Regions from separate parts of the Homo sapiens genome. Here region 2 is linked to region 1. Evidence: chromatin contacts called from ENCODE Hi-C or POLR2A ChIA-PET data. All regions are on one chromosome and are shown on one strand. The core of a region is the stretch at or near the end of the contact, and the rest is flanking DNA. Distances in the headings are between cores, read along the strand shown.

Evidence for each region. Hi-C counts contacts between places; a loop is a spot of excess contacts on that map. ChIA-PET counts read pairs that join two places held with the same protein, here RNA polymerase II (POLR2A). Pooled maps may share reads with other maps.
Region 2: a loop to region 1 is called in a map of ascending aorta, with 2.1 times the contacts of the local background. The contact joins two enhancer-like sites. A Hi-C loop is called at or near these places in 2 of 168 maps with a recorded cell type or tissue (ascending aorta and chondrocyte) and 1 of 50 pooled maps. POLR2A ChIA-PET finds 5 or more read pairs at or near these places in 1 of 52 experiments (endothelial cell of umbilical vein).

The regions. Positions count from the first base shown.
Region 1 is chr9:4,141,651-4,146,180 of GRCh38, reverse strand. The region is part of intron 2 of GLIS3 (GLIS family zinc finger 3); the gene reads left to right. Among named protein-coding and RNA genes, the nearest start is that of GLIS3-AS2, 160 kb to the left of the region's middle. Within about 2 kb of position 2,065, at least 3 of the 41 ENCODE cell types and tissues checked have a DNase peak (open chromatin) inside an H3K27ac peak, as active enhancers do.
Region 2 is chr9:4,205,062-4,209,591 of GRCh38, reverse strand. The region is part of intron 2 of GLIS3 (GLIS family zinc finger 3); the gene reads left to right. Among named protein-coding and RNA genes, the nearest start is that of GLIS3-AS2, 92 kb to the left of the region's middle. Within about 2 kb of position 2,716, at least 4 of the 41 ENCODE cell types and tissues checked have a DNase peak (open chromatin) inside an H3K27ac peak, as active enhancers do.

The DNA.
Region 1 (4,530 bases), core at 816-3,315:
AAAGTGCACTTTCCTCCCAGCTTTGGGTAGCTTCTTGCACTAAATGAATATGTTAAGAACTGAATTTGACAAAATCAGGTCAATAATTAAAAAGTATCTTTAGAACAAAGTACCTATCTCATGTAAGACATGTAGATAATATATAGGTTTTATAGGTTAAAATTGCCAAATTAGTTATGAATGTTGTGCTTTGTCTCAATTGTCCATGCCTTTTCAGATTTGTACTTTTTTGTCATGTTAGTTTCTTGGAAATGACCTTTTTAGGAATTTCTATATTTTGTAGTTTATCATACAGGCTTAAATGAAGTATATTGTTTAAATTCTACTGAGCGGGTATGCACTTCCCAGAGAAGATTACTCTCTCTGGGAGTCAGAACTGGCTGATACTAAAGGAGAGAGAGGGAGAGAAAGGGAGAAAGTGAGGGAGGGAGGGGGAACAAAGGGAGGAGGGAAGCTGGCAGGAAGAGAAGGGGAGGAAGGGAGAGGAAAGAGAGGGAAGTTTGAGATGTTAGGTCCCTCTGACAGAGGGCACTGATGTGACTTGGAGACTGCTCTCAGAGTCGGGCTGTAAAAGTCGGTGTTCATGCCTCTTAGGCATTATGGGCTTTTTGAATGTTATTAGATTCATTTTAGCCTCATTCTTAAGAACTGTGTGTTGCGATATCCTGTGGGCTTTGGTCATTTTTGGTTTTAGATCATGTTGTTCCAATCAATTGGTTGTACTATATGTATCACAGCAGTTGTGTGCAAAAGGTACTAGCCTTGGCAACCTAAAGATATGTTTGCTTATAGAAAATAACACACACAATTGAACCACCTTTGGGTGTAGTTTTTCATTTACCAGCGTGTTCTCCAGAGGTACCCTGTATTGATGTATTTTCCCAGTAGTGGGACGTTGTAGTATTGGCTTAAAAACCTTACCTAACAAGGAGTAAGTAGGCTGATCCTGGATCAGTTTATTTTCTCTGCCATCCCAAAGACTTGCCCACTGACCTCATCCATAGTGTGGTGTTTGGTCTATGAGCAGTTGATTCACCAGTTTTCAGAGCCCAAGTCTAAAATCACAGATCCTGTGGGGGATCTGGGAGCATCTGCCTTACCTTTATGAAGGTTATGGTCAGTTAAGCCTTGCTTTCAATGGGCTCACTTCGCTATGGGAAGAAAATTCTGCAGTTGTTAAAAACAAAAGGACACTGCCTTTTCCAAGGGAGCTGACAGCTATTGGTTTTTCCGGAGAGGATTACTGGTGAAGACAGTTATGAAGAACAAGTAACTCTTGTAAATAAACAGCATGTTCTTGCTTAAATATTTCCCAGAACAGTTCTAAAGAAATATAATACAGGTAAGTTTTGTTATGTTCTCATTGTGAGTTATGTTTACGAGAAGCAAAAAATAGGATTAGAATCATGGAGGAGGAAAAAAAGCCTTTTCATACCAGTGGCTTATGTTTTATTGAATTCTAACCATTTATAAAATTATCTGGTTTCTTGCCCCTACTCATGGTTGATTTTGTTTCTCTTTTTCCATCTAGAGACCTTTGAGTTATTTTTATTCATAAGTGAAAAATGTATTACAGCTTTATTTCCTTTTATTAATAGTTCCTTCTTGCCCTTAACCACATCTCTGACTTTTTGGCATGTAGAGTCCAATGAGCTCATGCTTAATCATGTATAAACAACCATCTAATTATATGGTTTTGAATTTTCATTTGACCGACTAAACAAAAATGACACAGAAACGAGAAACCTGACAACTTTCCTGTCTTCAGATACCTGGCCTTTTTTTCCCTCGCCCTCTCTTCATGCATTTAGTAAAATGCATGTTATAACCTATCAAAAAATATCACTTTGTATTTGCCAAGTTTCTGAGGTAAAATTGTTCTTTTCAAGGCTACGTGTCAAAAAACAAGTCGGTTGAGCTGAATTATCCGCCTTCTTTTCAGATCTCTTTCGGACTCTATTCTTTCCTCCTTTGGACGGAGGTGTTAGTAGCATTCCTTGCGCTGTGGTGTCAGATGACAGGACAGCATTTATGGAGCAAGGTTTCTCGATCTTTGTTCCCTTGCCTTCTCCCCTGAGGTCCAATAACAGCTCTCCCACTTGCCCTGTCGTCCCACCCTCCCCCAAACCATGCTGACACATTTTTGAAAGAAGATAATGGGAAAATCTTTCCATACTAAGGTGCTCACTATGTTTAAACAGGAAGGGAGACGTCGTCTATTCTCTTTTCTTTCTCACTGGCTTGATCCTAGAATTCTGAAGATGGTGGAAAATCTCTTTCAAACATTTAGATGGTTTCGCCATAGATAGTTCAGTGTGCTTGATAGAAAAAGACAAAAGATGCTACAGAAAGACAAATACTGGCTGATCTCACTTAGGTGTGGAATCCAAAATGCTGGAACTCATAGCAGCAGAGGGTAGAATAGTGGTTGTCAGGGGTTGGGAGGTGGGGAAAATGGGAGATATTGGTCAAAGAGTACGAAGTTTCAGTGTATGCAAGACGAATAAGTTCTGGAGATTGCTCATGCACAATGTGGTGACCATAGTTGACAATACTGTATTGTTTACCTGAAATTTATTAAGAGAGTAGTTTTTTTTTGTTTTTATTTTTTTTTTTGAGACAGTCTTGCTCTGTCGCCCAGGCTGGAGTGCAGTGGTGCAATCTCGGCTCACTGCAACCCCCACCTCCTGGGTTCAAGCAATTCTCCTGCCTCAGCCTCCTGAGTAGCTGGGATTACAGGCACCCACCACCATGCCCGGCTAATTTTTGTATTTTTAGTAGAGACAGGGTTTCATCATGTTGGACAGGCTGGTCTCGAACTCCTGACCTCGGGTGATCTGCCCGCCTCAGCCTCCCAAAGTGCTGGGATTACAGGTGTGAGCCACTGTGCCCGGCCAAGAGAGTAGATCTTAACTTCTCACTACACACACACACACACAAATACACACGTGCGCACATGCAAAGGTAACCATGTAAGGTTATGGGTATGTTAACTATGGATTGTGGTAATTGTTTCACAGTGTGTACGTATGTCAAATCATCACATTATACATCTTACATTTACACAGTTTCTGCTTGTCATTTATGCTCCAGTAAAAGCTGAAAAAAGACACATATCTTTATTCTTTTTTTCTGGATATTTTGCAAGGTGAGTATGTCAGAGAGTAGGTTTGGCTAACTAGTACCCAACAGCTATAAGAGAGAAGAAAGGGAAGCGGATACCTGTGAAATTTGGCCAAAGTGATTTATTTCCTCACTGATCTTTCAGCCTTAAAACATAATTTGATTTCTCAAAATTTCTCTGAAACATGCATATCCTTAAGTGTGAAAATTTCATACACTTAGATGGGTTAGGTTTGGAAGGAAATTGTATTGATTCCATTTTGAGAATTTGGAGTTAGTATGAGCTTGTTGAGATTAATGTCTAACAGTCTTCCTTATTGGAAATACTTTGGAGATCTCTTCATAATTTTTCTGCCCATTGTAAGGTGCTAATATTACCCGATGACTTTTGGGGATTTATTATAATATTTTATTTCAAACTGGATTTGTTTCAAGGTTTGTATTCCACTCATTGTATAAGAAGATCAAAGTGAGATTTCTGCCTGTAGTTTTGTTATTTTTGTTTTGCTACAGAATGTTTAGAACACAGGAGACCACATCCTGGCAGAGTTTATAATTTGATTCACCTGGAACAGTTGAATGAGGAGGCACTCTAACCCCCAAGCTAAGGCCTCTACTTAATTGACTCTTTGATAATTAGGAAAGGATTTTGTTTCTCTCCTTCTCATTAACATTGAAAACCATAGAATCTTATGTTGTTTATTATGTGTTATTTACTCTCTTCTAAGACTTTGTATATTATTCAGGGAATAAGCTATCAACTTGATTAACATTTAACTTTTTCTTCATGTTTATTCTCAGCTTTAGCATTCAAATTCAGATAAATACTGCTACTTTTAAAATAGTATTATTTTAGGGAGAACATAAGCACAACTCTTAATTTAGATTTTTTCATACTGGCATCAATATGTATTATGGTTGCTTTTTCATTTTGATGGGAAAGAATTTGGGTTGTAAGTGAGCACCTACTCTGTTCTTCCTCATTTTTTGACCTAATTTCAGATATGATTAGTTGGGAGTTATTGCTGGTACCGTGTCTGGATTCGCATCTACAAGGTGCAGAGATGAAAGTCACATTTACTTCGATACTAACTCATGTTCCAATCATGTTTACAGAAATGCTTACATTACTCTAGTTCTCTTATAAGTTAAAAAATAGCATTAAATAAAAGAAACAGAAGGGAATTACATTATGTAGGCCTCAGCCAGATTGCCTGTGTGTTGAGATTTGTGATGTTAAAATTGTATTTTTATATTTTGGTATTTTAGTTAAAGTTATGTGATTTTATACAATGACAAATTTTCTGAGCCAAAAGGTAGATATTTCAGCCTTCCTACCTCTCCAATTTTCAGCAAATCTGTAGTATGACTTATTCTACCAATTTATGTATACAAGAAATGGTTGTT
Region 2 (4,530 bases), core at 1,467-3,966, 63 kb before region 1:
TGGAATTACTGTGATTTTTAAGAGTCCAAGAGGATGGCAGGCACAATGAGAATAGCACAGACTTGTTGCTGGTGAAGTTTCTATTGGGAAAAGGAAGTCCATCTTGAGAAGCTTTCTGCAAATGGGCTCTTGCCACCTGGAGTAGGAGGGTTCTTTGTGTGTGGGACTGTTGTACAGATTCCAAGACGTTTAGTTTCTCTGGTCCACACCCATGAATGCCAGTAACATGCCCTGACATTATGAGAAACCCAGATACCCTATGCATCAAAATGTCCCAGAAAGGAGGTAGCACAAGCACCTGTTGAAAATCTTCAGGAAGGAGCACCAGTGTATGGGTCAGGATGTGTGGGTTCTAGATGAACTCAGGGTAATTTTACGTCTTTGAGTGAGCATCTTCATTTATAAGATGAGGGGGTTGGGTTAGATCAGGGGGTCTCCAGAGTGGTGCATGAGCGTCCATTTTGATGCAGGAAGAAAATCTTAGGACTTACGTAATTTATATGTCATCTTTTAAAATGACACTTTTATATATATCTTATGATACACCTGGCATGAGCAGTAGCATGGATGCAACTTTATGTGAAAATGTACATTTATGGGAAGTGTTCTCAAGAGTGCTTTATGAAGAAGTGCACCATCAGAGAAGCTGGGGATCCAGACCTCCTCCCATCCAGACAGCCTTTATTATGGAAAGGAATATCATGAAAGCTGGAGGCTTTCTAGCCACAGATTCACCTCCTCTGAAGGGCACACAAGGTGTTGGTCACTGGTGTCACCAAGAGCCAGCCACCCATTGAGTTCCATCTCCAGGCATTTAGAGGGTGGCATAAGGCTTTGGGCAAAACTGGACACCTATCTTTGTCACACAGAGTTAGACTCTTTAAACGCTAGCAACCATCCAGGGTTTTTCAAATTATTCTCTACCCAAGTGCGGAACATACTATTCCCTAACAGACAATTTCAGTCACACTTTACAGAGAGCACAGGACATGGTTAAATTGTAAAATCCCCTCTCCCAAACGGGCCTTCAGAAGAAATGGCTCTTCCAATCCTGCCCACTCCAGCAATGGCAGAAGAGAGCACTTGTTTTCAGACACTCATGTTACACCATGTTGAGCAACTTAGCATGACTTTATATTCTTAAGACCACTCTCTGGAAGCTGTTCAGAGGCATGATCCTTGCTCAGTCCCCTTGCCATTGACGTCAGGCTGAGCTGCAGGGAGATGTGCCCACTGAAGATCAGAACTTGTTTGTGGCCATTGCAGTCTCGAGATTTAAAACAGGAGTCCTCTCCATCCCCCATGCCCAAGCCGCTTAATTATCAGATCTCCTTTGTCATTTAACTTGGGGAGAATGTCTACTTGTTGTCGTATAAAGAAGCCATATTTTAGAAATCAGTTTCTTAGATTACTCATGTGTGGCAAGAATCTGCTTTGTCAAATAAAAGCTTTTCTCCCAGGGGACTGAACTCAAATGAAAACTGCAGGCCTGGTTAGGCCTGCTCTTGGCAGGCAAAGAGGTTAATGTGACGTTAGTGGTATAAAAGTCACTTTCCTGGTGGTGTACAGAATGGTTATTGAGTCACACACACTAACTGTGCTGTTTAAAGCACACCGCTACCCCCAACGTGGTTCCAGGGACATATAGCATTTTTGGGGCAGCTGAAGTGGAAGTATTTTAGCCAGATAAAGAAAGCGAAGTTAGAATTATAGAATCAGTGACCCAAAAGTGATCTTAAAAAGATCATTCCCTTTGCTTTTTTGCCTCATACCTGTTTGGAGGAAGTGAGGTGTAATGGTTAAGGATGCAAGCCCAGGGCCAGGCTGCCTGTTCTGGGTTCCCCATCTGCTACTCATGAGCTGTGTGGCTTTGGGCAACCAGTATATCCTCTCTCTCCTGCTTTTTTCTCATCTGCGATGCAGGCACAATGAGTACGATTATGCTTATGTCACACATAGTATGGGCTGTGGAGATTAAAGGCAATAATGTCTGTGAAGATCTTACTATGTGTAAGGCACGTAGTAACATGTTAGCTATTTGTTTAGCTGTTATTATTAACTTTAAGCAGGAATAATTATGAATCCTCCCAGATTTGTAACCTGTCTCTAAATTGCTCCATAAGCATCATTTTGAGGTAAAGGCATAATGAAAAAAATACACATTTTAATCCTGCAAATGTTTCTTTTCCATCCAGTGGAGGAGCATAAATCACCAGCGATTATTTGCCTTGGGCTGAATGGAAATTCCTAAGTTAAGAGTGCTCCTCTTGTCATGCTGGCTGTTGTAAATATTTTGTGTGCATCCTTAAGTTTAGTGGGGCTGGCAGAGTCCACCTTCCCTCTGCATAGTGTGGGGACGAAGGGGGCAGCTTCAGCATGTGGCTGCTCTGTGTCGGGAGGGGAGGTGGGGTTGGATGATAAAATTGGACTGGGTTATGAAAGATGTTATGGATTATTCTCCACATACCATTATGGATTGGGAAGTGTAGCCCAGAGGTAGGGATGAATGTGTTGCCTTTGTAGGGGCCCTCTGGTCTAGGGATTCTGTTATTTTAAAAGGGCAAGTTGTCTTTGTTGGCTTCCATCCCCTCTGGCTCTACAAAATATGTATTTGGCGTCAGTGAGTACGAATGTCCAAATAAGGATATTAAGCAGTTGTTGTTTGTCAGTATCATGGACTTCGTCCTCCCCCCTTCCTCCCAGCGCGATATGCCAAGTATCTACACTGAATTGTGAAAACTATGTTAATCTCTCAGTTGTACTCAGATTTGACAGGTCGCATTTCAATAAACAGTTAAACAGTTCAGCTCTTGGTAAACTGATGCAGAGTTTCGATCTATCAAAGATTTTCATTCAAACCGTTACCACAATTCTGCATTTTTCACCAGTATATCATTTCATTTATGGATGGTTCACACCCCTTATTAGACCTGAGAATTTAAGGTGTGAGGCCTAGAGTTCTTCCAGTTCAGCAACATGCTTTGGGAGAGATTATAAAGTATTCTCTTGTTTCATTGACCTCAGAGATCAGGGAATATTGTAGTTTATTTAAATGTCCACTGCACATAGGCTGTGTGGGATTTTCCAAAGCAGTTCATAAAGCTACGCCTCTATTTTCTGCTAATAGGCGTCTGAGTTTTATATTATCATGACTTTCAGTTGGAAATAGTAATAGAAAATAAGCCTCTTTCAAGGTTAGATGTTAGGCAGTCTTCATATACTGCAATTTGGTGAAAGAGATCCTGTGTAAGCCAGTCTTTTAGTAATTTTTTAGAACACCCTCATTACAGCCTCTCTGAGCTTTTTTCTTTCCACAGTGAAACATTTCCACCTCTTTTTAAAATGTCTTCAATAAATATATAGAAGCTAATACTCACTTGCAATATCCCTTGGTCACTATTAAGATTCCCTTTCCAGATAGTTCTGTTATAGATTTTCTTAGATCTAGTGACCAGAAAGCATGTAGAGTTTGCCTTCATAATTTGAAAATGGGGGGATCTTGTACCACTTATATATTTTCCCTTCCATACCTTCAACTCTTCTCTTCTAGATCAGTTCTGTCAGCTTCTAAATCAGATTCAGGTATCTTGCATCTTGGAACAAGCAAGCAAACAAACAAACAATGAACAAAAACAAACTAAAAAAAAAGAAATCCTGTTGACCACACCTGATCCTTTGAGTGCAGCCTAAACAGTTTTCTTTTATTCATATTTCTTAAAGGAGAAGTCATCCATATTTAATATGTCTACCTATCCCTTGAAACTGCTTTCATTGAGGTCACTGCTGAACCTCTCTGTCAGCCTGGATTCTTAGTCTTGTCTTGTTGGAACAGTTTTAACTGGCTTAAACAATCATGGAGAATTCTTGTCTCATGTAACTGAAAAATCCTAAAGTGGGTGCTGGCCTTAGGTGAGGTTTGATCCAGTGCCTGAAATGATTCACCAAGGACCTGGATTCTCCCCACATCCATGTTTTGGCTTCATCCTTCAGCTCCTCCGTGCTACTCACTCACCTTCCAAGCCCCCACCTCTAGACTTTCCTCTCTTATAGCACTAGGCCTGCAAGCAGCTCCAGACATCACATTCTCACATCAAATCTTCCAGGGAAGAGACAGCATGTCTTTTTCTCAGAATCCCCAGAACATATCTCCTTGTATCCCATTGTCTCTGCTTCAGGTCCTGCCTATCCCTGAACCAATTCGTAACTCTGGCCAGGAGCTTTGGAATATGAGGATTGACTGAAGCCAGTCATGGCTTAGCCTTGGAGCTGTAAATCCAGATCACATGACTACAAGTGGGGAAATAGTTGAATTGGGGTGCTGTACATAAGGAGAGAGAGAGAGGGTTTTGAGCAGCAATAATAGTGGCTTGCTGTCTTGAAATAGTCATAACTGATTCCTTTTTTTTTTTTTTTTTTGACAGAGTCTCGTTCTGTCACCCAGGGACTGGAGTGCAGTGGGGTGATCTCAGCTCACTGCATTCTGCACCTCCTGGGTTCAAGTAATTCTCCTGCCTCAGCCTCCCAAGTAGC